Regions from separate parts of the Homo sapiens genome. Here region 1 is linked to region 2. Evidence: read pairs that join two places in POLR2A ChIA-PET (ENCODE). Cell type or tissue: A673. All regions are shown on one strand. Each heading gives the region's core, and the rest is flanking DNA. Links, peaks and the distances in the headings are about the cores only.

Evidence for each region. Peaks named below come from ENCODE experiments on the same cell type or tissue, not always from the same donor. Only the 100,000 strongest peaks of a DNase experiment are listed, where the experiment ranks them.
Region 1: POLR2A ChIA-PET joins it to region 2 with 16 read pairs; 2 of 35 experiments call an interaction of 5 or more read pairs at or near these places.

What each region holds. Positions count from the first base shown.
Region 1 is chr1:63,144,296-63,153,681 of GRCh38, forward strand. No RefSeq gene overlaps it. Among named protein-coding and RNA genes, the nearest start is that of LINC01739, 140 kb to the left of the region's middle. In A673, for the core only: CTCF peaks have their summits at 4,939 (motif pointing left) and 5,138; a DNase peak (open chromatin) is centred at 4,946.
Region 2 is chr1:63,316,829-63,326,214 of GRCh38, forward strand. It overlaps FOXD3 (forkhead box D3), which reads left to right and starts at 5,739. Exons shown (of 1, transcript NM_012183.3): 1 at 5,739-8,300. The coding sequence starts at 6,231. The coding sequence ends at 7,667. It overlaps FOXD3-AS1 (FOXD3 antisense RNA 1), which reads right to left and starts at 7,613. Exons shown (of 3, transcript NR_121637.1): 1 at 7,527-7,613; 2 at 4,539-4,635; 3 at 4,056-4,362. LINC00466 (long intergenic non-protein coding RNA 466) reads right to left here and starts at 429. Exons shown (of 12, transcript NR_038252.3): 1 at 230-429. RefSeq lists silencers at 575-754, 5,347-5,656, 5,777-5,856 and an enhancer at 6,180-6,869. In A673, for the core only: no CTCF peak of the experiment used is centred there; DNase peaks (open chromatin) are centred at 5,673 and 6,843; H3K4me3 peaks cover 1,975 bases; H3K27ac peaks cover 1,161 bases.

The DNA of each region.
Region 1 (9,386 bases), core at 3,681-6,180, 170 kb before region 2:
ACTTAAGCAATGTAGGTGGCTTAAAAGTAAGGATTCCAGGCCAAGCTGGGATCACACCTGTAATCCCAGCACTTTGGGATGCTGAGGCTGGCGAATCACTTGAGTCCAGGAGTTCAAGAGCAGCCTGGGCAATATGGTGAAACCCTGTCTCTACTAAAAATACAAAAATTAGCTGGGCACATGATATGGTTTGTCTCTGTGTCCCCACCCAAATCTCACCTTGAGTTGTAATAATCCCCACGTGTCAAGGGTGGGACAAGGTGGAGATAATTGAATCATGGGAGTGGTATCCCCCATGCTGTTTTTGTGATAGTGAGTGAGTTCTCACAAAATCTAATGGTTTTATAAGGGACTTCCCCCTTTGCTCAGCACTCATTCTCTCTCCTGCCACCCTGTGAAGAGGTGCCTTCTCCCATGATTGTAAGTTTCCTGAGGCCTCCCCAGCCATGCAGAACTGTGAGTCAATTAAACCTCTTTTCTTTATAATACCCAGTATCAGGTATTTCTTCATAGCAACATGAGAACAAACTAATACAGTGTGGTAGCACATGCCTGTGGTTCCAGCTCCTCAGGAGGCTGAGGTGGGAGAATCACCTGAGCCTAGGAAGTCAAGGCTGCAGTGAGCCATGATTGTGCCACTGCACTCCAGCCTGGGTGATGAGAATGAGGCCCTGTCTCAAAAAAAAAAAAAAAAAAAAAAGAAGAAGAAGTAAAGATTCCTTCATTCAAATGCATCTGAATGGAGCTTAAAGTAAAAATGAGGGCTGGCCGCGGTGGCTCACACCTGTAATCCCGGCACTTTGGGAGGCTGAGGTGGGCAGATCATGATGTCAGGAGTTTGAGACCAGCCTGACCAACATAGTGAAACCCCGTCTCTACTAAAAATACAAAAATTAGCCGGGTGTGGTGGCTCAAGCCCGTAGGCCCAGCTACTTGGGAGGCTGAGGCAGGAGAGTCGCTTGAACCCAGGAGGCAGAGGTTGCAGTGAGCTGAGCTTGTGCCACTGCTCTCCAGCCTGGTGACAGAGCGACACTCCCTCTTAAAAAAAAAAAAAAAAAAAAGATATCTTTTTTTTTTTTTGAGACGGAGTCTCACTCTGTCACCAAGTTGGAGTGCAGTGGCATGATCTCGGCTCACTGCAATCTCCACCTTTTGGGTTCAAGTATCCTCCTGCCTCAACCTCCCAAGCAGCTGGGGTTACGGGTGTCTGCCACCACGCCTGGCTAATTTTTATATTTTTAGTAGAGACGGGGTTTCACCATGTTGGTCAGGCTGTTCTCAAACTCCTGACATCATGATCTGCCCACCTCAGCCTCCCAAAGTGCTGGGATTACAGGTGTGAGCCACTGCGCCCAGCAAAAATGAGATCCTTTAAGAAGCATACCATGATCTCCCTATTTAAGACTGCAAACCATGCTCTGTAGACCTCCCAAACTCCTTTACTCAGCTTTATGCTTTATTTTTTCCACAAAACATATCACCTTCTAACATACTATTAGTTTATGTATGACTTCTACATGCATATAATTTTAGTTAAAATTTATTTATTATGACTATTATTTATTATTTGCTCTTCTCACTAGGATGTCAGCATCATCACTAGAGTAGGTATTTTTGTCGTTATCAATCACTCACCATGAACAATGCTCGCCATATGCCAGGTGCTTGATAAATATTAGTTGAACTGAATGGAGGGAATTCTTAGTGTCTAGATTTTCCTTAACACATATTAAACAAAATATATTTGTTTTAGATACCAAAGATGACAAGTTCATTCGTTGTTTGAGATGGGATGTTGTGTAATCCAAATTTTCTTCTGGGCTTCCCTACTTGTCAGCTAGTAAGACTTCCTCCCACCCTTAGGCTGGTTTCTCAATTATTAATATAAAAAGGGTCATGGTCCTTGTCCCTCCATCAGCAGCAAGGAGTCAAGAATTTGTCCTAGTCCTGAAGGAGACCAGCCCTTTTATAATTTTCTAATGGGAAAAAGAAATAGAAGCGGCTTATTCATCTCAGAAATTCTGCAAAAAGGACTGGAAACCTGGGGATTCAACTGGCTCGATTTGCAAAAATGTGCAGAGGTGATATTTATTAAGCACTTGACACTCCAGAGAGAACACTGCTGTACAAATATGTCATGCCGCTTTGAACACAAGCAAAGCAGGAATCAGATTCTATCTCCTTGCTGTATCCCAAGCCAAGGTGACTGTTGTAGCTTCATCTCAATGTATTTATATCTCATCACCAACACTGATCACCAAGGGAGCCAGCCCTAAGCTGAGCTGTAAAGATTGTATAGGGAGTATTGCTCAGACGCACTGTACACCATGCCTGACTTATACCAATGAGTTTCAAGGCTCATGCTTTCCAGATGAGCATCATACTCTGTGATGAATAGTAAGAACAAGAATTCAGATTGCAATGAAGACAAAAAAAAAAAAAAGTAAAGAAATGCTAAAATTATTGAATGAGACTCTCATGTGGGAAGCTGTCCTCTCTTCTCCATCTCCAATGCAAAGGCCACAATTCATTCTTATCATCTCTTACCTGAATTACTATAGCAGCCTCATCGCTGTGCTCTCTACCTATAATTGATCCTGTATATTGCAGACATAAGAACCTTTCTAAAATGCCTACCTGAACTCATGGCCCTCTTCAGTGGCTTCCCAGCTATCCCAGGAAAACTCCACAGCATGACCCATAAGTTTCTCCATGACCTGACCCCTGCCCATCTCTCCAGGCTCATCACCTTCCACTCCTCCACACACACCCTATGCTCTAGCTATACTGAAGTAGTTGCCCTAATGTACTCAGTACTTTCATGTTTCTCCGACTTTGCATGTGCTGTTCCCTCTGCCTAAATATTTTTCCTGTACTTTTGCCTACTCAACTCATTCATCATTTGAGATGTGTCTCCACTAGATAGTTTCCCTTGATATAATCCTATCCTAGTCTGAATTAGACAAATCTTTCACGCCACAAATATTATTGCATACTTACTAGAGAAATAACAATGTGGCAGTTCTTTAAAAATAATGGCTATAGATTCATTGCCAATCCTCCCATTGAGAGGCAGGGTCCATGTCTCTGAAATCTGTGTAGGCTTGAGGCATGGACATGATGCTATGTGACTTCCATGGTGAGATCTTAAAAGGTCCTGCTGCTTCCACCTAATTTCTTGACATATTCACTTTGGGATGATCCATTTAGGGACACTTTCTCTCAGAACCAACTTCCATGCTATGAGAAGCCCAAGTCACATGGAGAGGCCACACGTAGGGGCCTCTGGTCTTCAGTCCCAGTGAGCCTACCCTCTGAGTCCTCTCTGACCAGGGGCCAGAAAATTGAGTGAATATGCTCACAAACTATTCCAGCCGTCAGTCATTCAATTTTTTCCATCCGGGACCCCCAAGACATCATCTGAAGCAGGGATAAGACATTTCTTCTAGTGTAGCAAAATTCTAAGATTGTCCCCAGAATTTACCCCCCATTCATATCCTGTGTAATTCCTTCTCTTTTGAGTGGGGGGTGGGAGGATGATAACTATGATAAGATATCACTCCCATGCTTAGGTTATGCTGTATGGCAAGGTGAAGGGATTTTGCAAATATCATTAAGGCTCAAATCAGATGGTTTGGGTTGACAAATAGGAAGATTATTTTGGGTGGGCCTGGCTTAATCAGGTGAAAGTCCTTAAAAGAGGTACTGGCCCTTCCTGAGGAGAGAGATTCTTTTGCCAGCCATGGAGGCTGCCATGTTGTGCAAGGGCCACATGGCAATGAACTACTGGCAATCTCTGGAAGCTGAGAGGGGCCCCTGCTTACAGCTGGCAAGAAATTACGGACCTCAGTCCTACAACCTAAAGGGCCTGAATTCCGCCAACAACGATGTGAGCTTGAAAAAGGTCCTCAGCTCCAGCAAGAAATGCAGCTTGGCTAACACCCTGATTGCAACATTGTGAGACCCTGAGCAGAGAAGTCAGTTAAACTGTGCCCAGACCCTTGACCAACTGAGATATTAGATATATGATATTTTACACTGCTAAATGTGTGGCAATTTATTACATAGCAATAGAAAAGTGATATACCTATTGGGCCCTGTCTGAATTCCTAATCCACAAAATCTGTGTGCATAATGAAATAGTTATTTTATGCCACAAAATTTAGGGTTGTTTATGTGGCAACTCAATAGATAACTGAAATAAGCAGTTATTGAAAAAGACAAAAGTCCCGTCCTCATTGCATTATTACCCCTTGTGAGGGGGAGAAAGACAATAAAATAATAAGTAAAATATGGAGCATGTAAAATAGGGACAAGTGCTAGGAGATGAATGAAGCAGAAAAGAGGGGTGATGATTTCTGGGGGTGGTTTCACTTTTCGACTGAAATGTTCAGTCTAGATATTCAAAATACTTAACTACAGGTGGCAAAGAACCCCAACCAGGCAGAACAGATGCTGACCATGGTACTAAAACAGGCCCCAGAGGTCCCCCACTATGCTAGGCATTCATTGCTTAGTGTGAGGATCATGTATTTATATGTATGTCCCTCAATGCAATAGGAATAAAAAGTCCTGGTATGTAGCATCACACCTCATTCATTAATTAATTTAACTATGGGCTAATCCAATGTTAATTGAATGCCTGTTGCATTAGGCCAGGCAGAGATGTGGAACTCCATGAGCACATCCTACTGAGCTCTAAGGTTTTATTGTGCAGCTGAGGAAGTGATACATACATGAAGAGTACTAACCTGCAGCAGTGCTAAGTTTCATGTATACTATTCTATTTCTCTGTCTCACCTACTATACAGTGGCTCCAGGAATAGGAAAGAGAGAGAAGCTGAGATATCAGAAATGCTTCTGGAGGTGTTGGAAATGGAGCTGAATCTTGAAGGATGGATATTTCCATTGGGGACCTTATTCGTCTTTGATTGCCCCCTAGTGCCCAGCACAGGGAATGTAAATGTGAGGAATGTGTGCCACTACTAGCCCCAGCAGCAGACACAACTAACTGATGATGGCTCTGTTGCCAGCTTAGCCCAGACTCAGCCTGAGAGTCCTTCTCAATACATGTAGCCACTACTAAAGGATCAGAGATGACACAGGAAATAAAACCTGAAAGTCGTTTCTGGGAGCTCCCTGCCTTGGGTGGGGTAGTTGCTAGTATTAATCAACAGTACACCTGGGGGGAAAAAATCTCTAGAAGCAAAAGCTACTCTGGTGAGAAAGAGGATAGTCTAGGAGGAAAGTTTTGTACCGTGTGGAAGCTCAGGTTTATCCCTTCACCCATAAGCCTCCTTCATTCACAGAAAGGCAGTCTTGGTTTGTGGTTTGAAGTCAGACTGAATGAGGTCCAAATCCTGATTTTTTTTCGTTTATAATACATATGATCTGAAGTAAGTTAATTCATCTTTTTAAATCTCAGTTTTCTCATTTATAAAATGGGAATAATAATACCTATCTTGTATGGTTGTCCTAAGAATGTTTAAATCAAATAATGTATAACATATATAAATGTTTTTCTACAAATTTAGGCATACAATAAATGGCATAATATTTTATTAAAATAAATCCAGCTTCAGGCTGGAAAGAAATTCAACTTTGTCATTATAGGGACTCCACTTCACACCCCCATCTCCATAAGGGCACAGAATCGCAGTAACTTGCCCTTCACAAGGACGAACCCCACAATCACAGTAACTTTCCCTTCACAAGGACAAGCAGAGAACTTTTCTTCTGTCACTTTTCAGCCCTATCTCACAGCTTGAGGACAGCGAAAGCCCAATAGCCACCAACTTAGAAGCAGGACCAGAAAAAATACAGTGGAAATTAAAACTAAACTAATATCTCAACGAACTGTCTTGCTACACTAAAAAGCCTCTAACATACTCCTTGACACATGGCATATGCCAATTATTTTTTCAGTTATTAAAATATACTTACAAGTCTCTATCATTTGCCAGGCACTATTTTTGAACAGAGGGTTTCTCAACATCAGAACTGTTGACATTTTGAACTCCATTCTTTATTGCTGGGGATGGGGAGGGATCCTGTCCTGTGGACTGTCAGATGTTTAGCAGCATCCTCGGCCTCTACCTACTAACGGCCAGTAGCAAGTCCCACCCCAGTCTTAGCAACCAAAAATGTCTCCAGACCTTACCAAATGTTGCCTAGGGAAAAACTGCCCCTGGTTTAGAACCCCTGAATGAAATAAATGAAAGAAAATTCCTACCTTTATGGACTTTACATTCTAGTGGGGGAGATAGACTATAAATAAATGTAACAATTTCAGTATGGAGGGATGGAGGGGACTGATAGTTCCTTTCCCCTCTGCTTCTCTGGGTAAATAAGAGCCAAGAACCATTCTGAAGACAGAAGCACAGGCATCAGTCCCTGATGAGAAGGAATTTCACTGGTAAGCAAAAATCAGACAAATGGAAATTGAATTATCTGAAATAACATTAGAAAGAAAAAGGATAATCATTTACATAACCATATTGAAGTATCAGTATTCTTCTCTTTTGGACATATTTCTGTGCATGAAAAGATAACCTCAGGATATCCACACACTAAAGGGATAAATTTCTCCTCCCTTCTCTCCAGCTTTGGGCTATTATTTTGAACACTTAGGGAAGAATTTAAAGAGTGCCCCCATTCAATGAAGCTTTACATTATGAAATAAGGCAGGAGCACATAAGAATAAAGAGTTATTTGGAAAATCGCTGAAATTATTTTTATCACAATGTCACTTAAATGCAATAAAATTTAGTTTTAAACAACTAGATTTAAAAATCCCTTTATGTACATAGCTTTTGTACAATTTATAAAACCAGAGCAAATTTATAAATTAAATATAAGCAAACCACATAGCTAATGAAGTTCAAGTTATATAGTGGCAGTAGTTTTGCTAAAACTAGCTTGCCATTTGAAACATGTCCAGGTTTTGTGTAGCATACCAGTAGCCCTCAATGCTATGAGATGACTCGGCTCTCCCACCTGTTTTTCTCTTAGAATTGCAATGAAACCTTTGCCCTTAGATGTGCGGTAATATAATTTGACCTTCCTATAGTGTCAACACATCATTTTCTTATTAGGTCTGCTTCTTCCATTCCTTCCTCATTAGCCCACTAAAGTCATCTAATTTAAACACAAATGCCTTCACAGAGAGGTACCACAGAGCAATATTAGGTTATAAGGTGGTAATTTGAGTGTTCAGAATATGCTTCTACTGCCGTTTTTCTCTTCCTTTGTAGGATTATCATTAAAATGGAAGCCCTAAATTTAAAAGCTCTTCTAGAAAACTCTAGGACCCCTATTAATACATCCATGAAACCCTAGACCCTAATTTGAAAGGTACTGGTATAATGGCTAAAGGCATCAGAATCAGAATATCTATGACTCAAAATTCTGGCTCCATCACTTATAAGCCATGTGATTTTGAGTGATAAATATACAATATCTCCTATGATTGCTGCATAAAACACTTTAAACAGTGCCCAGCACTTACCACATGCTCAATAAGTGTTAGCTATTTTGACTAGTGGCTATTACTAAGGAACCACGTGTCACCCCAGATTGGCTCCCACTGAAATTTACAACTGAACAAAACAGTCCTGGAGCAAAACTGTGAAGTTGTTTGTCTCTGCTTCCCTTCCCCTGCCTTCTCAATGCCCCTCTCACCCCTTAGATTTCTAAACATACCACCACCTGAGACACCAGTCTAACTCCCAGTTAACCATCAGCTCATCCTTCTGCCTCTCTTCATCCCACCTCTATTTCCTTCCAAAATAGGGTAGAATGGTTATTGGTAGACTTTCAAAAATCATTTATTGAGCAACTACTATGTGCTAGGCACTTTGAATACTAACTTTATTTAATCCTCTCAATAAGTCAGCAAAGTAGGCATTGCTGATCCTCAACTGCAGAAACCACTGCATCTCTAATGTCAGGCACAATCTCTTGGAAACAAGAAAATCTCAATCAGTGTTCATTGAATGAAAGAATGTCACCTTGCCTGAGGTAATAGAGCTAGTAACTAGAAAAGATGGGCTTCAACCCCAAAATGGATTCCATGGTTTTTAATGCTCTTTCCTCTGCACCAGAGGTCAATACACTTTCCGTAAAGAGCTAGATAGTAAACATGTAGGCTTTGGGTGCCATATGGACTCTGTTACAACTGCTCAACTCTGCTACCTTAGCACAAAGCAGCCACAGACAATACGTAAACTAATGAATGTGACTGTGTTCCCATACAACCTTACGTATGAATACTAAAATCTGAATTTCACATGATGTTCACATCATGAAATATTACTCCTTTTGATTTTTTCCCAACTATTTAAAAGTGTAAAAACCATTCTTACCTCATGAGCTGTACAAACACAGTTGACTGGATTTGCCCTCGGGTCATAGTTTGTCAACCCCAGCTCTATATCAGGTTGCCTTCCAAGCTCCCAACTCTCATAAGTCCTCCCCTTGACCAGGTGGAATGAATGGAACTCGCAGTTAAATGGGATCAAATCTTTCAACTGTTTCTGGAGCTGTGCCATGCAGGCAATGGGTCACCTCCCAGAAAGCCTTCCCCACATATGGGAACCCGTGAATTCTCCTCAGTGCCCAGTATACACAGTGTCTTTTCTTTAACCAGACCTCTGCAAACCAAATAAGTTCTGGCTTATTGCAGGATTAAATAAGGTGCAAAATAATAAAGTTGGTCTGTTCCAAGAGGGCAATTATCTAATCTGTTAATGAAAGAGCAGTCACATATCATAGCAAAATTTCATCTGGAATATTCATTACAGGCAAAATTAAGATAAGTGAAACTTGCTTTATCCCCTTATTAAGTCAGACAAATGACTACATATATTTTCCAGATAAGAGACTGTTTAGAAGAAAGAACCTCTATATTTTACTAATGTAGTTTCCATTTTCTTTTGACCAAGGAAATTCAGAACTTGCCTTGCTGTAAATCACAGTAGCTCTAGTTGTTTTTTCGCTCTCCAAATGAGACATTGCCTGACATCTAACATGTGGCAACATCTGAGAAAAGTTTCCACAAATTGGTAAAATTCTTTCTACATGAATATGTAATGTAATCATCTTGTTAAATAAGAATAGATAATTTCCCCCAAAATGAATGCAATAAAGGGGCATAGAAAGAATAAATAATTCTAATACTGTTCTTTAATTCTGCTTGCAATTTTCCAAATTCCAGACTGATGGCAACATAGTGGGCCTATTCTACTAGACACTCTTTCAAATGTTCATGCTCGTTAGGGAAATCTACAGGGACAGTAGTTCTAAAAAGCCCCAAAATGCAGTAAATTTGCATCATCTTATAGCAAAAGAAAAGGTCATTATTTTGTCATACTTTTCTATATTTGTCT
Region 2 (9,386 bases), core at 4,421-6,920:
AAGGCAGCAGCTGGCCTGTCCACAGCCCTGTCCCGGGAGGGGCGGGGGCCCCAGTGGTCTTGGGCAGGAAGGCCGCGTCCGGCCCAGGGGCGAGAAGGCTGCGGCGTCCGCAGCCAGGGCTGGAAGGCCTGGGAGGCCGCGCTCTGTGGGCCCCGGGGCCTCCATTCGGGCTGGGTCGCGGGCCTGGACGGGGACTGTCCAGAGGCATCCGAAAGCCAGGCCAACTTGCCTGGACGTAACAAGACGGAAGGGCTGGGCGCTGAGGTCCTGCCAGCCCGGCCGCCAGAGGGAGCTGAGCGCCAGAGGAGGACAAGCCGAACCCTTCAGGAGGCCGGGCGTCTCCGGAGACCGAAGCGCCGGAGGACCCGAGGAGGTCTGCCCCGCGCGCTGCTCTGGAGACTCCCGGGGCGGGTGGCGCTCGGCCTTTCCGCTCCCTTCCTTCCCACAAGTCCCTTCCCGCGCGCGCCCCACGGCCCTGCCCGCCCTCCCGCGTCAGCGCCCCAACCGTCAAGCCAGCAATTGAAACGTTTCCAAAACGGTCTATTTATTTGCTCCCAATAAATCGATCGGCGGTGATTAAAGAATCGATGTGGCCTGGGTGGGCGAGTCGCTTGAGGGGAGGGATTGGGGGCTTTCGCCCGGCGCCTGCAGGGAGGCCGAGGGCGGGCGCGGGCCTGAGGGAGGCGTGTCCCGCCCGGGCCACACCCGAGGACCCGACACCTGGGCTGGCAGGCCCCGGCAGGCAGCGTTCCCTCCGGCGGAGAGGGGCGCGCGCCCGCCGCCTGCTTTCCTCGGCCCCTCTCGCCTTTCTCGCGCGCCGGGGAGGCTGTGGCCGCCAGTGGCTGCGGAGCTGCTCAGAGGCTTTTGTTGCTCCTCGGCCGGCTGAATGGGGATTTTGTAAAGCGGGACAGATAAAAATGAGCAGCATCATATTGTTTGACAGAATGATCTCGCATGATGAAGTGTCGGCTCCGAAGGGGGTGAAAATGGTGAATTCCTAAAAACCCAGCCCTGGGCTCCTCCTCGAGCTGCCGGTAGCCTGGAGGGACCCAGCGGACAGCCGGGCCTGGCCGCATCGCTCCAAACGGTGTCAGAAAGACTCCGGCTTTCAATGCCAAGTCATTTTTAAGCCCCGATCCTGTCCAGGACCTTTCTCCTCGTGGATGAAAAGAACAATTTTCGAGAGAAAGGCTCGTTTTTATTAAATCCGACATGCTGCTGATAACTCCATGCTAATGTGAAATAATTAACATAATAGCCATAATTAAAAGCACGCTAACAATGCCATAAATTTATCACACAATTTTACTAGCTTTCTGCCCCTAACTGCTCTCTCATCGTTAATTAAACGTGTTGCCTTTTACAGAATGGATGTTTATATATTTCCAATATAAATAAATTCGAAACCATCCTCTCTCTCTTCCTCTTTCTCTCCTCCTTTCCTTTTGGTCTCTCGCCATTTACAGGCACGCCTTGGCGTGGACCCTGAGTGGCAGACATCTTGAAAATAAATGAAGTTTTGAGATGCAAATCCAAACAAGAACATTAAAATAGCCTCTTTTTTTCCACCCCGAAAAGATCCGGAGAGGTATACAAGGGGGTAGTGGTGGGTAAGAGAGTTGAAAATCCCCCGCTTTGGGAAATGGAAGTAATCTGGGTGGGTTGGGGCCTTGGGTACCACCTCTGCCCTTTCCCACCTTCCTTGGTGGCGGCCATCCAGACAAAGAGGCCGGTAATAGTTTAACAAATCTATGAAGATTTTCAAGAAGCAGCAGACTTTGATTGTTGCGGGCGCGGGGGTGTTGGGGAGAAAGGAGGGGAATTTTTCTAATAGTCCCACCCACGTTTTGCTCCCTCTTGGACAAAGAGTAACTACTCTTGGTGGGGGACGCGCCCTTCACTCCGCGGAACCTGGTCCCAACTCCCCGTATTGTAAGAAAAGTGCACCCGCGCGCGGGCATGATGATTCTATCTCACATCGCGCCAACGACTTATTCAAGCCACTGGCACTGTCTCTGACTTAAAAGAGGAGAAAAGAGGCATATGGGTTCACTTGGGCCTGGTGAGGGGTAGGTGGGCAATTCCCGCCTTCCGCACTCTAACCGTGCCCCTCCTCCAGTGTTGACCACCTAAGAACCCAAAATGAGCTGTAATTAATTTCCCTTTCTCCATCATAAATTTTTCTATCCATTTCTTCCCCCCCATCCCCCCACTGGACGCACACACTAAATCTCCCCTCCCCTGGAGACGTCTCAATTTCCTTCCTATCGATCCGGACTCCATTCTTCTTGCCTCCTGTTGCTAGAACCTAGATCCCCACTCCCCGCACCCCTCATTCCCACCGCGTCCAGGTGGCTTTCCCAGCGGGGTACCATGTACTCTGCCCGCTCCAGAGGAACCGAAGGGGTTTCATTCCATTCTCCTTTGGTTGAAACATTTCAAACATTTGAGCAGGTGAGGCAGCTGGCTGCCATCTTCCTTTTTAAATCTCTCCTGGGAAGTTCGCTTGTTGAGACTCAAAGAGTCACTCAAACTCATAATTGCGTGTGTGTGTCTACTCATTCTCCCTCTATCTCTCCAATAACCCTTTGAGACTCAGAAACTTTTTATCCACATACACCCTTTATCACATTTTCTTCCCCCCACTACATGTGTCTCACTTTCTCTCTGTATCTGTCTCGCTTCTTCCGTCTCTGTCCTACAGCTTGGCGGTAACTGACGACCTGTGAGCTTTTAGCTGCAAACTGCAACTACGCGGCAAACAATTTATTTAGCCCGACATCTAGCCGGTCTCCGGCAGGACCCTGCACCGCGTCGGGATCGGACCCTTCCGCTGGGGCGGCCTCCTGCGTCAAGGCCAGCAGGAACCTTCCTGTCGCCCTCCCCGGCCGCCGCTTCGCCTCCTTCCCGCCCCCGGAGGTTGTGCAGGCGCTATGGTCCGCCTGGAGGGAGAAAGCCGGCGGCCGGTTCCTGAGCCGAGAGCGGCCGCGGAAAAATCCTCTGCCTCCGCTGGAAATCGATATTAGGCCGGCGCGGGCGCGGGACGTCGGGGCCGCAGCCAGTAGGTTGTGCACGTCTCATCATTTAGCTAATCGAGTCGAAAAGTTTCTGTAAGGGCCGGACCCAGCATCAGATGGTAACACTGATTGAACAAGAGATTAGCACAATAGATCTCTAACCGAGGGGAAGCGTTGCTTTTCACGCTACGCGCCGTAATTAATGGTATGAATCAATTAATTTGACTTTTATTGTGTCGAAGGAAAAAAGCGCAACAAATGGAACCGGCAGCTGGGAGTTGTTCGTCCTCCACCCCCTTCCCCAGGGAGGTTCCAAGGAGACACCGGGGAATGGACGGATCAGGCTGGGCCGTGGCAGAGGGAGGGTAGGAGGCAGCGACCAGCAGCGTGGAGGGAGTCCAGAGAGCTAGCCTCTGCGGACGGCGGAATCGAAATTAGGCTCATTTGGAGACTACTTCGAGACCGGTGAGGGGAGCCCTGTAGCCACCATCCTCCGGCGCGCATCCACACATACTAGTCCACGCGGGCCCAGCCACCAAGGCCGCGGCAGGGCCAGCGCTGCGCCCCGGGCCCCTGCCTTTAGGGCTGGGCAACCCAAGCAGAGCAAAGGAGGTTCCTGAATGTGTAAATTTCCGCTTTTTAGCTTTTTTTTTTTTTTTTTTTGGACCTTCCGACACTTCGGTTGCTGAGGCAGTTGCAGACGCGACCTCTGCAGTCCTGGGCGATGGCCAGCCAGCTCAGCTCGGGTCGGTTTCGCGGAAAGCTGTCTAGACGGCATTGTAAACGGTTCGGAGCCTGCGGGCCACAAAGCTGTGGAGCTACGGAAATCAACTCTGAGATGCGTTTTAGGGCCGTGTGCAACCTCGGGATCATTTAGATAAAGAAAAACTGTGGAGGTTGGCGGGCGTCTCAGGATAGTGTCACCACCCCCTACCCTGCTCCCAGCCTCAGATGAGTAGTGTTATATCCTGGGAAACTGTCTAATGGGGATGAAAGTCAATCTGTGTGTCTCAATGCCTGTAATGAAGCAAGTTTACAGATTTTTAAATTTTTATTTTTATTTTATTGAATTATTTTTGGTGTGTCTAGGCCAAGGAAAGAGGAGATCGTGGGTGGGGAAACAGACTGAGGGAATCAGAAGCACCACTGTCCATCCGGAATTAAATCCACATCCCAGCATCTTCTGCAAATATTTCACTAATTATTTCCTCTCGGAACTCCTCCCCTCGTGCTCCTTCCTCTGGTGAGGCCGGCGCTCCCCTCCCAGGCCGCAGCGGACAGACAGGGATTGGGTTCCGTGTGCCTGCCACACCAGGCAGGCTCTTGCGGCTCCCAACTAGGCGGCCTAAATGAGGGAGGAAAGAGGAGGCGCATCGCTGATTCACCGCGTCAAGAGCACTGACTTTCCTTGGAGGTGTGAGGTCCACGCACCCCAGCCACGCACTTGGGGGTCGGTTTGCGGTGCCTCCCCCTCCAGTCCCAGTGAAATCCCCACAGTTTTTCCTACTATCACTGACTTGCCTTGCACTCCGCGTGCATTGGCCACACATCCTCGCCTCCTCCACCCGCTCCGCCGCCGGTTTTCTTGGAAGTTAAATCTTGGAGGATTTGTCCACACCTTAAGAGAAGAAAATCCACGTTAGCTGGCAGCAACGGAGATCCCAGCATGCTGGCATGCCCAAGTCTGCCCAGGTTCCCCCAAGGCCATGCCCGCCGCCCGGGAAGTCACTGCCCGCACCCCTCACGTTTCTTCAGCCGCCCCTGGGCGCTGCGTCTAACCTGAAGACACCAGGCCTCTTCCCGGATCCACTCGACTTACCCAGGCCGCTGCCAATCCCAGCTCCTTCCCCAGCGCCTCATTTCCGATTTTTTCATATGCTAAGTCGTTTAACAACTCCAAGTAGCCAGTTATGGCTTCTTTATTTATAGGTTCCCTGCTATTTTACGTCGTTTTTATTTCTCTCGGCAACTATTCTAGTAGATTAATCAATAGCCATTTTCTGACCTTCGGGAACCCCAGCTGATGCTTTTTGTGGCCGCACGAAAAAATACATACAGGAAAACACGCCCGCATCAAGCCGGGAAAGAGCAGGTAGGACCTGAGTGGTTTGGTTGGGGGAGGGGGAAAAAGACATCTCAGCAGGTGTCTTCCCCGGAATGAGCACTGAGGCCAGAGGGGAATCTGAAATCTAATTAGCAGGAGGGAGCCGGGTGCGCTGCTCTTACTCTTTAAAGCTAAAAACAATGAAACAAAAAGCAAAACAGAGACTAAGTTTTGCTTTTTAAAACACGATATGGGAACCTCGTTCTAGGTCGCCCAGTCCCTGTCTAAGGAGTGTGACAAAGTGGGGGGGAGAAGGGCGGAAGGGAGAGGGGGCGGGGAAGGCAGGGCAGCGACAGTCGCACAGTCCCGCGGACGCTCCCAGGCCCACGCCCTGACTCGCTCACACCCACCCACACTCACACCCACCCGCTCCCTGGGCCCCAGGGCCCGGATCCAGCCTGGGTGGGGGGGTCTCCGGGCGGGCCGCAGCGCCCTCCGTGCCCCGGGGATGCTGGCGCACAGTGCGGAGCGGAGTTGCGCGTCTCTCGTCCCTTTGTTGACAATTCCCTGAACCAACTTGAGTTTGGCCGGCTCGGCCGCGGCCCTGACGTCACGCACGGTCACGTGGCCCCGCCTCCCGCTGGATCTTTAAGTAGAAAGTAATCTATCAGGCCAGTCCTTAAAACGGGACTTTCGACTACCGGGGCTTCGGCGTCCCTGACACCCAGCCCCCTGCCCCCCCGCTACTGTCCCTGCCCGCGCCCTCCCGAGCTGCTCGGCGCCCGGCGTCCCGCGCCCGCCTGGACCGCTCCTGCGCCCCACGCCAGGGCCAGAGGCCGAGGAAGGCGGGCTAAGTGAGGGGGCGCGGCGTGGAGAACCGCCGGGGCCGGGAGCGGTAGCGAGCGCCTAGTACCGAGCGCCAGGGACGGCAGGAGTTCGCGGAGCGCGGCCGCTGGGGGCGGACGGCAGAGCCCGCGCCACGCGATGCGGGGCCGCCGAGTGTGAGCTGAGCCCAGCGGGCCCCAAGCCACCTGCGGCCCCCTCCCCTCTCCCTGCCCCCCATCTTTCGGGGGCACTCAAACCCTCTTCCCCTGAGCTCCGTGGCAGCCCCCGAACACCCTCATCGCCCGCTGCCCCCTCCCCGCCGCCGCTACCAACCCCGAGGAGGGATGACCCTCTCCGGCGGCGGCAGCGCCAGCGACATGTCCGGCCAGACGGTGCTGACGGCCGAGGACGTGGACATCGATGTGGTGGGCGAGGGCGACGACGGGCTGGAAGAGAAGGACAGCGACGCAGGTTGCGATAGCCCCGCGGGGCCGCCGGAGCTGCGCCTGGACGAGGCGGACGAGGTGCCCCCGGCGGCACCCCATCACGGACAGCCTCAGCCGCCCCACCAGCAGCCCCTGACATTGCCCAAGGAGGCGGCCGGAGCCGGGGCCGGACCGGGGGGCGACGTGGGCGCGCCGGAGGCGGACGGCTGCAAGGGCGGTGTTGGCGGCGAGGAGGGCGGCGCGAGCGGCGGCGGGCCTGGCGCGGGCAGCGGTTCGGCGGGAGGCCTGGCCCCGAGCAAGCCCAAGAACAGCCTAGTGAAGCCGCCTTACTCGTACATCGCGCTCATCACCATGGCCATCCTGCAGAGCCCGCAGAAGAAGCTGACCCTGAGCGGCATCTGCGAGTTCATCAGCAACCGCTTCCCCTACTACAGGGAGAAGTTCCCCGCCTGGCAGAACAGCATCCGCCACAACCTCTCACTCAACGACTGCTTCGTCAAGATCCCCCGCGAGCCGGGCAACCCGGGCAAGGGCAACTACTGGACCCTGGACCCGCAGTCCGAGGACATGTTCGACAACGGCAGCTTCCTGCGGCGCCGGAAACGCTTCAAGCGCCACCAGCAGGAGCACCTGCGCGAGCAGACGGCGCTCATGATGCAGAGCTTCGGCGCTTACAGCCTGGCGGCGGCGGCCGGCGCCGCGGGACCCTACGGCCGCCCCTACGGCCTGCACCCTGCGGCGGCGGCCGGTGCCTATTCGCACCCGGCAGCGGCGGCGGCCGCGGCTGCTGCGGCGGCGCTCCAGTACCCGTACGCGCTGCCGCCGGTGGCACCGGTGCTGCCTCCCGCTGTGCCGCTGCTGCCCTCGGGCGAGCTGGGCCGCAAAGCGGCCGCCTTCGGCTCACAGCTCGGCCCGGGCCTGCAGCTGCAGCTCAATAGCCTGGGCGCCGCCGCGGCCGCTGCGGGCACAGCGGGCGCCGCGGGCACCACCGCGTCGCTCATCAAGTCCGAGCCAAGCGCGCGGCCGTCGTTCAGCATCGAGAACATCATAGGTGGGGGCCCCGCGGCTCCTGGGGGCTCGGCGGTGGGCGCTGGGGTCGCCGGCGGCACTGGGGGTTCAGGGGGCGGCAGCACGGCGCAGTCGTTTCTGCGGCCACCCGGGACCGTGCAGTCGGCAGCGCTCATGGCCACCCACCAACCGCTGTCGCTGAGCCGGACGACTGCCACCATCGCGCCCATTCTTAGCGTGCCACTCTCCGGACAGTTTCTGCAGCCCGCAGCCTCGGCCGCCGCCGCTGCTGCGGCCGCCGCTCAAGCCAAATGGCCGGCGCAATAGGGACGCGCCAATGGCCGGGACCCAGGGTCCGGCGGCGGCCTCGAGCAACAAATGCACCTCCAGGCTGCGCGCCCTGTCCCAAGCCCGGTCCCGGTCCCGCTGCCCAATCCTGGACTCTGCCTCTCCCCAATTTCCTTTCCCCTGAGCCCCCAACGCCTACCTTCCGCGGCCTCCATCCCCTCGCGCACACCTAAGCTGGTCGAGCAAACTCACCGCGCGCCCGCCGGGGATAGCTTTCCATACAGGTAAAACCGAAAACCGAATTTTCCAAAAATGCACCCCGACGGCGCCTGCTCTTAGTACCGTGGGGATGGGAGGGAAATTCTTTGTATATATTTGTAAAAAAATTATTGACTTTCCTTTTGGGGTTTTTATTTTTTTAAGAAAAAACAAATTCCGTAGATTTAGAGCTCTGAACTTTCATTTTTTTTGAAGGTTCACTCTCCGAAGTTTTATCTGAGAAAAGAATGTATAGAGACGTTGGGAGATTTTAAATATAAAAAATTTTCAAAAAGGCAAAAAGTGTCATTCTATTATAAAAGTCTGTTTATATATGAATGAATATATATGGTATTCTAAATGTTATTCCATCGTGTTGTACACAACTTTGTAAATAAATTTTTAAAATGCCCAGCCTAGTGTTTTATTTAGTTGTCTGAAGTAAATGGCAAGATTTTTAAATGGTATTTATTTGCCTTTTCTCCTCCCCAGAAAATCAAGGAATTTCAAGTAATGGCCTTTTCAAACTTTTTAAATTCATAATTTGAGTGTAAGAAAATTTTAATTGGAGAAAGGAAATAGTATGCCTAATTTAAATTGTGTTACTATTTTTCTTTTAGTTTTCACATAAAATCAGGATGTGAGTGATATCATTCATATCAACCCATTAAATCTAAATGACCAGACATTTCTGTAGATAAAGTAAGCTGTCATTTAAAAAAAGAAACCGAAACAACAGCAGTCTTTAAATTTTTTTAAAAAATGACTAGACTTGTATCTTCCACAATGAAAACTTCCCAAATGAGAGAGTTCTTGGTCATTTCAATTATCCTTTGAAAAGTAAGTAAATTCCAAACATCCCTCTTTTTAACATTTAAATCTTAGATTTTTGAAATTATTTCTTTTCATTCCTTAAGTGGAAGTGGTAAATAGACCCAGCTGGTTTTAAAATTTATGTTAAGGCACTTTACATTTTGCAGTGGGATTTTATTTATGTTCATCTGATAGATAATACATAGTTTTGTTTTCATAATATTTTCAAATAAGATATCTCATTTATATGGCAATAATCAATCCACAACATAATTGGATTTCTGAAGGGGTCCTATAGATGCTTCCTCTCCCTCCAACCCAAAGCCTTTCTGAAGGCCAAGGAATGGTGGCCTTAATACCCTTTTAAAAACAGCTGAACATCACCTCTCTCCCCTTTTTTTTCTTTACCTTAGGCTAGGTTAGTGTGAAATGCGACATCATAGGGCAGGAATGGGGAAGGTCCTTGTAGATTATTTTTAATTTGCATTTCAGCTGTTAAAAACTTTTAAAAGAAAGTATGAAGGTAGAAATGAAACATCTTGATGTGGAAGGCTGGTTCTCACCACCATCAGCATATCCTCAAAAGGCATCAATTCTAATTATTTTGTAATTAATTTAGCTGTTACAATTACTTGTGCGAAATCGCTTTTAAAAACTGGAGCGAGTAGCAGTGCTGTCGGCTCGGCC